Linked DNA regions of Homo sapiens: region 1 is linked to region 2. A link is an interaction called in ENCODE POLR2A ChIA-PET data of the cell type or tissue named here. Cell type or tissue: OCI-LY7. All regions are shown on one strand. Links, peaks and the distances in the headings refer to the core of each region. The heading gives the core; the rest is flanking DNA. Region 1 overlaps CGREF1 (cell growth regulator with EF-hand domain 1). Region 2 has its middle 13 kb from the start of SLC30A3.

What was found. ChIA-PET counts read pairs that join two places held together with the same protein. Peaks named below come from ENCODE experiments on the same cell type or tissue, not always from the same donor. Only the 100,000 strongest peaks of a DNase experiment are listed, where the experiment ranks them.
Region 1: POLR2A ChIA-PET joins it to region 2 with 27 read pairs; 5 of 35 experiments call an interaction of 5 or more read pairs at or near these places.

Annotation. Positions count from the first base shown.
Region 1 is chr2:27,112,101-27,116,486 of GRCh38, forward strand. The region is part of intron 1 of CGREF1 (cell growth regulator with EF-hand domain 1); the gene reads right to left. It overlaps LOC124907744 (a long non-coding RNA gene), which reads left to right. Exons shown (of 2, transcript XR_007086252.1): 2 at 2,524-4,386. Among named protein-coding and RNA genes, the nearest start is that of CGREF1, 4.8 kb to the right of the region's middle. In OCI-LY7, for the core only: a CTCF peak has its summit at 1,966; a DNase peak (open chromatin) is centred at 1,821.
Region 2 is chr2:27,248,211-27,252,596 of GRCh38, forward strand. No RefSeq gene overlaps it. Among named protein-coding and RNA genes, the nearest start is that of SLC30A3, 13 kb to the right of the region's middle. RefSeq lists enhancers at 1,248-2,042, 2,043-2,836 and a silencer at 1,672-1,852. In OCI-LY7, for the core only: a CTCF peak has its summit at 2,121 (motif pointing right); DNase peaks (open chromatin) are centred at 2,161, 3,051 and 3,721; H3K4me3 peaks cover 2,292 bases; H3K27ac peaks cover 3,361 bases.

The sequences.
Region 1 (4,386 bases), core at 67-4,066, 140 kb before region 2:
TCTCTACAAAAAATTAATTTTAAAAAATTAGCTGGGTGTGGTGGTGCACGCCTGTAGTCCTAGCTACTTGGGAAGCTGAGGTGAAGGATGACTTGAGCCCAGGAGGTTGAGACTGCAGTGAGCTGTGATTGTGCTGCTGTACTCCAGCCTGGGTGACAGAGTGAGACCCCATTTCAGAAAAAAATAAACCAAAGACTAAAAGAACAAATAGAAAAGGCACAAACAATATTAAGAAGGAAAATAGGGACATAACTAAAGAAACAGCAGAGATTTGAAAACTTAGAGGATATGGCCAATTTCCTAGAAAAACTTAATAGCAAAACTGATGCAAAAAGAAATAAGCTTTGATAGTCTTACAATCACTAAGGAAACTGAATCAGTGAGTATTAACCTTTACTGCTTCTGGAACTATAAACCTGAAATGTTTTTAGAGAGCAGTCTGGAAATGTGTATTAATTTCCTAAAACTCTGACCCAACAATATCGTCTTGGGGATTACATAAAAGAATATAAATGGAAAAGAAATTACAAAGATATGTATAGCTGTGCTATTAATATTAGTCAAACAAATGTAAGCAACCTGAATGTCTAACATTTAGGCAATGGCTGAACAAACCATATTATGTGATAGAACCATTAAATATAATACATCAACTCAGAAAGTTTAAAAGGAAAAAATGAGCAGATTTGAGTATATCAAAAGTTTAAACTTCTGTGTCATGAAATATACCACAAATCACGTTCGAGGAGACAAGTGACAGAGAACTGAAGGAATTGCCGCTAGTGTGTGGAGGCTTCCCGGGTCCCCAGAAGGGTGGGGTTCCACCACCTGGGCCTCAGCAGGAAGTAGAAGACAGAAATCTCCCTAGAAACCCTATGGGTACTGAATGGGGTCCAGGAGCCGCAGAGATGAGTGCCTTGTTTCCAGGAAGGTTAGAGAGAAGGCCCTGCCTACAGGGTGCCTGGGAGGTCAGGAAGCAGCAGCTGAAGGAGGGTCTGGGTGAATGGGCAGAGAGAGGGCTGCCTCTCCCAGTTCTTTGTATCTAGAGTGCTGCTGGTTTGAAGAAGGGGGCTGAGGTCAGCTGAGGGTTCCAGTCTCTAAGGTGGAAGGAGGGGTGCCTAATGGCTGAGAGAGCCAGTTGACCAGGAGAATGCCAGAAGTTCTGGCTCCCTGGCCTGGGTGCCACAGAGAATACCATGGAAAGCACCAACAGCTGCCACATGACAAAGACCAGAGGGCAAGCATCCGTAGGGAAGGCAAGTTAGATATAAGTTTGTACAATAAGGATAAATATTCATTTCTTTAATATTTATTGAACACCTGCCATATGTGAGGCACTCTCTTATCACTAAGCTGATCTCTTAAGGTCGAATTACTTTTTCTTTTTCCCCCTAAAGCTTGCAAATATGTAAGTAGGAAAAGATACAAATGTTAACGCAAGAAAAACACAGAATTGCTATGGAATAGGTGGTACGGCCCAAAGTTGGGGGGTATGGGCCCTGACCTCAGGCTGCCTGTGTTCAAATCTGGGCTCCGCAGCCCACTAGCTGTGCGGCTTTTCTGTGCTTCAGGTTCTCCATCTGTAATGCGGGGCTGACGAGAGCACCTCTGGCAGGGCTGTGGTGAGGGTTTAATTAATGAGACAAGATGTGTAAAGTGCAGTGCCTGATCTACAATAAGGCCTTTTTCCTTCCAAGAGTTCATCTGCACGGCCCCACAGTGGCTTCACACACCCCCTTCCCACCTGGCTCCTCTCAAATTGCTTTCTCCACCCTATCTGTTTACTGCTAGGACCCAGGCCGACAGGAGGCACTGGAGTCATTTAAATCCCTCAGAGCTGTCAAAACTCATCATCCAGCCTTCACGTGTTCTTACATACTAGCAGGTGCCTTTTTTTTTTTTTTTTTTTTTTTGAGACAGAGTCTCGCTCTGTCACCAGGCTGGAGTGCAGTGGCGTGATCTCGGCTCACTGCAACCTCCGTCTCCCAGGTTCAACCAATTCTCCTGCCTCAGCCTCCCAAGTAGCTGGGACTACAGGTGCACGCCACCACACCCAGCTAATTTTTGTATTTTTAGTAGAGACGGGGTTTCACCATGTTGGCCAGGATGGTCTCGATCTCTTGACCTCGTGATCCGCCTGCCTCAGCCTCCCAAAGTGCTGGGATTATAGGTGTGAGCCACCACACCCGGCCCTCAGATGCCTTTTAAAGGAGGATGTCTGTGAACTCCAAAGGATGACTCTGGGGGGAGCCGTTCAGGCATAAAGGGGAAGCACCCCTCAGATCCACTCATCCTCTCACTCATTAGGCCACTGTGGTAGCTTTAAAAACCTGTCTACACATTCTTTGACATTCCTTCCCACAAAACTTGGAGTCTAACTCGCCTCCCCTTGTATATGATCTGGACTTAGTGACTGGCTTCTAATGAGTTGCTGAAATGGTGCTTACATGACTTCCAAGTCCAAGTAATAAAAGTGACCTAGCTTATGCCTGGTTCTGGTTCTCCCCTTCACTTGACACACAGATGTGCACCTCTGGAACCTTGAGCCACCATGGAAGGAGCCTGGTCTCCCCGAAACCACCCTACGGAAGAGAGAGTGTGGAGAACCCACCTAGAAACAGATGCCTGAGAAGCCTCCAGCTCAAATCTTCCCAGCCCAACAACCAGACAGGGGAGAGAGCCAAGCTCCGGATAATTCTAACCCCCAGCCTCTGAGCTGCCCCAGCCAACACTGAATGCAGTAGAAATGTGCTTGTCTCCACAGCCTGCACTCATGTGCAAAGTCAACATCAACGTTATCTTTTTGTGTGTGTGTGTGTGTGACAGGGTCTCACATGTTGCCCAGGCTGATTGGAAACCCCCAGGCTCAAGCAATCCTCCTGCCTCGGCTTTCCAAAGTGCTGGGATTATAGGCATGAGCTACCATGCTGGGCCCATTATCCTTTTAAGCCATTACATTTTGAGGTGGTTTGTTACACTGCCATAGTAATTGGAAAACCAACCATGTAAGGGCTGGCTTCATGGGTGTGCGTCCTGTGAAGTCACAAGTTCCCCGCTCTCAGAGGGGCCCTGTGCTTAGGCTAATGCTCTGTTGTCACTATCTTGAAACTCTCAATCATTTTTGCACCGAGCCCTGCAAATTATGCACCTGGTCCTGAGTCCTACCCCGTGAATGACTATCACTCTCCTCTTCTTGGTCCTATGTACCCCTCATATATTTAACTCTTCAGTATGTTTAATGGACAGAAAACAGAGCTTTGGAAACAGCCAGACCTACTTTTAAACCCAAGCTCCACCACTGAGTGTCCCTGTGACCTTGGGTAAATTAATTTTTCTCACTAAACTTCAGTTACCTTATCCACATACTGGAGATAATATTTACCTCACAGGGTTACAGTGAACATTAAATGAATAATGAATTACTTCTGGCACAAACTAATATACAAGCCTTTTAGTGTTATCCCTGTCTCTGGTATTTTCTCCACTTAAAGAACCCTCCACACCCACATCAGATAAATCATCCTTTGCTAGAATTCCACTGCTCTAGAACCTTCAGTGGCTCCCTATTTCGATTACAGTCCAGAATCTTCACCTGGGCATTCAAGGCCTTCTACAATCAGATATCAAGTTACTGTTGACTCATCTTCCAGTGCTGTATTATGATAGCACACTGCTTCAAACCAAGGAGTTATTGGAGTCTCCTAAAATACTTTCCACTTTCACTTTTCAGTGCTTTTGCCCAACCTGTTCCATCCTCAATCTGGAATGTCCTGGGCCCTCCTGACAACCTTAGCATTCGGTTATAGCCCACCTCAAAAATGCAAGTGATTGGGCTGAGTACAATGGCTCACGCCTGTAATCCCAGTACTTCGCAGGCCAAGGCAAAAGGATTGCTTGAAGCCAGGAGTTCGAGACCAGCCTGGGCAGCAAAATGAGACCCCCCCCATCTCTAAAAAAAACAAACAAAAATTGTTTTTAATTAGACAGCATGGTGGCTCAAATCTATGGTCCCAGCTACTTGAGAGGCTGATGCAGGAGGATCACTTCAGCCCAGGAGTTGAAGGCTGCAGTGAGCTATAATTACACCACTGCACTCCAGCCTGGATGACAGCAAGATGCCACCAAAAAAAAAAAAAAAAACAAAGGCCGGGCATGGTGGCTTACACCTGTAATCCCAGCACTTTAGGAGGCCAAGGTGGAAGGATCACCTGAGGTCAGGAGTTTGAGACCAGCCTGGCCAACATGGTGAAACCCCATCTCTACTAAAAATATAAAAATTAGCCAGGCACAGTGGCACGTGCCTGTAATCCCAGCTACTTCGGAGGCTGAGACACGAGAATTGCTTGAACCCAGGAGGCAGAGGTTGCAATGAGCCAAGATTGTGCC
Region 2 (4,386 bases), core at 317-4,316:
CAAGAGAATAGCGGCAAGCCTCAATTTCAGCAAGGGCCGCAGGAGAACTCAGGAGAAAGCCCTCAAGAGGCCCAGAATTCCAAGTGTGTGAGGGACGGGAGACGTATTGGCAGATTCAAATCCTGTAGCAGGCCAAAGAGAAGGAAATTTGAGGCAAGGACCTTGTCACAATAGTTGTTAGGCTGATGCTTTGTGGTGGTAACCAGGTTTCACGAGGTTACTGAGGGACTGGTTTAGAAGCTGAGGTCATTTACCAAGTGGCAAGGAAAAAAATGGGTGTTGAGATTGGGAGCTCAAAGGCTTTAGAGAAGGTCAGGGAAGCTGTGATGAATCCGCAGGAGATTAATAGAGTCACAAGCAGGACTCAAGGGGAAGCTAAACACTGAATTTGTGGTGGGGCTGGGGGAAGCCATGTCCAGGGCAGGGGCGTAGAAGGGCTTGCACTCCCTGGAGGACCCAAGAAATAGAAATGAGCTGGCCGGGCGCGGTGGCTCACGCCTGTAATCCCAGCACTTTGGGAGGCCGAGACGGGCGGATCACGAGGTCAGGAGATCGAGACCATCCTGGCTAACACAGTGAAACCCCATCTCTACTAAAAATGCAAAAAAAATTAGCCGGGTGTGGTGGCAGGCACCTGTAGTCCCAGCTACTCGGGAGGCTGAGGCAGGAGAATGGTGTGAATCCGGGAGGCGGAGCTTGCAGTGAGCCAAGATCACGCCACTGCACGCCAGCCTGGGCGACAGAGCGAGACTCCATCTCAAAAAAAAAAAAAAAAGAAAAGAAATAGAAGTGACTGCCTGCTTGAGAGCACCTGAATTGCTACCATCAAATGCTACCATCAGATACAGATTTATACCTCGGGAATCAGCATGTATGAAACCTGCTTGTTGGCCCATTGGTAGGAGCTGGGGATTAGAAGATATTTTATGGACTTTGCATTGGCCTGACATTTATCTGTTCACCATCCTTCCACCCATTCCTTCCATCACCAGCAGTCATACTGAGCATGTACTTGGTGTCTGGCTGTGAGCTAAGTGCTGGGGGAGCATGCCTTCCTTCAAGGAGTGTGCCGTCAGTAGGCCACTCACCGTTTTACTGTGTCTCCCAGCAGTCCTGTGTGACCACGTCCTGGTCCAGCAGGATGGGGGAAAGCAGGGAGGCCATGCTTGGGCAGACTCCGTGGTCAGGAAAAAGCAAGTTTGTTGTTGTAGGGTCTGAACCCTGCTTATTTTGGTAAGCTTTCTTATCTTTTTAATATTCTGGGTTCAGTTCCCTTCTATTTCTCCCCAGGCTTTTGGCTACAGTCCTTTAAAAATTTATAGCCATCGTTGTTGAGCCAAAGCAAACAAAAGAATGGAATCGGAGGTTAAGGCTGTTTGGGTCGTGTCCTCTGAGTGAGCTTCTCCAGGTCTGGGCTTCTTCCTGTCCCCAGGATGCTGTAGCCAGAGAGCAGATGAGGGGGTCTGGGGTACCACACGGGGAATGGCAAGAGCAGAGAAAGGCTAGGACCAGGGCTGAAGGAGGGAGGCACAGGCTCTGGCAACCCGGGCCTTCCTGCCTACCCACTCTCCCCACGTTCTTTCTCTTGCCAGTTAAGGAAACGGGGCCTGCTTTGTGTATGGGATTGCTGGTGATCACAGCTGCATCTGGGGGTGTGGTGGTATACACGTGGAGTCCCAGCTGCTCAGGAAGCCGAGGCAGGAGGATTGCTTGAGCCCAGGAGTTTGAGGCTAGCCTGGGCAGCATAGCAAGACCCCATCTCAAAAAAGGAAAAAGCCCCCACACAGCTGCATCTGGGGCCTCAGGCTTTGCCCTGTTGGGGCCTGGGAACTGCCCCTCCAAGCACCCCTTGGAAGGTACTGACCAGGTACTGACGAGGTGTCCCTGGGACTTAAGCCAGGGACAGGGAGGCCCTGGGAACTGCCAGAGTTGGGGGAAGGGAGGTTGGAGAGTTAAGAAAGAGTACTCCAACTATAAAAGGAACACCCTGACTACAGTTCTCCACAGTGAGGGTCTCTGCCTGGCGGAGGGGAAAAGGGTCTTCCCGTCCTGACCCCAGTCCTGAGACTCCCTGCAAAGACTTCCGGCTGCCTCTGCCGCTGCGGTGGCGTATGCCCCAGTTGGGGGCGCTGCTCCCCAGCCAGCCGGGCTCTAGGAAGCGGGAGGGCCAAATGCCTCCTTTAAGCCGGCTGCACCGGGGCCCTGACCGGGCGGGAGGGCTGCTGGAGGGTGGTGCTTATCACCCGGGCTTCCTCTTGACCCTGCCGGCTGGGCCCTGGGCCTTGGCCTTCGCCTCTTAAACGTGGTGCAGGACTCACCCTGGGCCACCCCCAGGTGGGCAGCCTTGGGAGAAGGGCAGGACCTGCCCATGTGCCCATGCTCCTCCGCCCAGTCACTGCAGCACGAAGCCTCTCAGGTCCGCACCCTGCATTCTGGCCCTTTGATCTCCAGTTTCTCCTTTGAATAGCCCTGCAGCTCTCAGCAGGGAAACCCGGCCTGCCTCTCTCTCCCTCCACTCTCCATTTCACCCCTTTCCTGGCTGTCCCTCTTCTCTGGTTCCTCTCTGACCCGAAAGCCCACCCCTCCCCTAGTTAATCAGCTGTGTAAAGAGCTGGGGCTGGGCTGAGGGATGGGCCCTCCCCCACCTGCGTTGCTCTCCCCTGCCTTCCCCTCACCCCTCCCAGGCCCAGTCCCTTCCCCTCGACTCTCCCTCCTCCATCTATCATCAAGGAAGGGCACCCAGGGGAAAGGGACTTCTGGATAAGCGAGTGGAGAAGGAGGATAGGAGGATAATGGGGGAGTGCAGGCAGCTCTGCAGATAAGGATTTCCTGGGCTCCCGGGGATGGTGGCCCAGTGTGAAGGTGGGAGAATGCTCCAGAGACCTGTCTCCTCATCCTCCCGATGCCCGAAGGTGAGTGGAAAGGCAGGATGGCATAGAGAGAGGGCTGGGGACGTCCAGGGGCCAGAACTCAGAACCGAGTGGAACCAGCTGCACGACCATGGGCAGGTGAGCCTGCTTCTCCATCTGTCAGGTGCACAGGATACTGTCCGCACCACAGTGCCTTGCACAAAATAAGCTCAATGATTGCTGCTTCCTGTCCCTGCTGTCAGGGTGCCGGGCCACTCTCTTCTCCTGAAATCTCTCCCCTGCATCCTGGGTTCAACCCAAAAGCTAACTCTTATATACACCTTCTATATACCAGGCACATTCACACCCATGATATCACGTAATCACTATTTTATAATTGAGAAAGCTGAGACGCAGAGAGGTTAACTGTGACTAGAATAATAGTAAAGGCAGAGCAGAACCAGAGGGTCTGACCCCAGAGCCCCAGGACGGGAGTGCCAGCGGCAGCAGGCTGCTGGAAGGGCTGAGGAAAGATTTGCTGAGAAACTCAACTAGGCAAGAGCTTCAAAGGGGCCTGGAGTGGGAATGAGAGCCTGGGCATGTGCTGGCTGACCCTGGGGAAGTCTTTTTCCCTCCCTGAGTCTCCTCCTTCTATGGGCAGAAGATGGACTGGATGCTTGGTGAAGGCATTCACCTGCCCTGAGCATTCCCCTGCAAAGGGACCCAGCATCGCACAGATAGGACAGGCTGTGGCTTAAAGCATTTCATAGGGTGAAAATCGAGTCCTCCTGTTCCCCACCCTCCTTCCCTCTCCTCGATTTCCTCACTCTTCCCCACCCCCATCCTGTCACCTGGGGCCTATAATCAATGAGACGTAAAATGAGAAAGTATCAGGAACCAGCAAAGCATGGCGAGCAGCTGGGGCGGCCTTGCCGCCGGGCGTGATGGACTGCCAGCCCTTCGCTTCGCCAGCCTCCCACACCCTGACGTGGGCAGTGGCGTCTCACCCAGCCTGGGCTAAGGCTCCCAGCTGGACATCAGGGAGGGGGCTACCTCTGATGAGTCCAAAAGCCTCACCTTTAAAAAGGAATGAAATCTATGGTCTTGACATGGAAAGATGAGTCTAGGCTGCATGGTTGAGTCATAAACACAGGTAACACGATCTCACCTATAAGATGACCCCATTTTTGTTATTATGTAGAAATACTGACCCCATACTAGGATTAGCAGTTTTCTCGGAAAGTAAGATTACAGGGGAAACATTCACTTTCTACTTTATATACTTTTCCTTTGTTGTACCCTTAAAACAAGTATATATTGCTTTTATAGTAAAAATAATCTGATAATAAAGATATTTCTATTATGAGGAAGGCTCACAGAAATATGCATGGGCTATTGAAAATGCTCAACGTCCTTGCTTTGGGCTGGGATTTTATCAACATGGTGGGAAGGCCTGAAGCACTAGATCTAAAATCAAAGCACAGAGTCTAATTTTTTTTTTTTTTTTTAAGACAGAGTCTCCCTCTGTCGCCCAGGC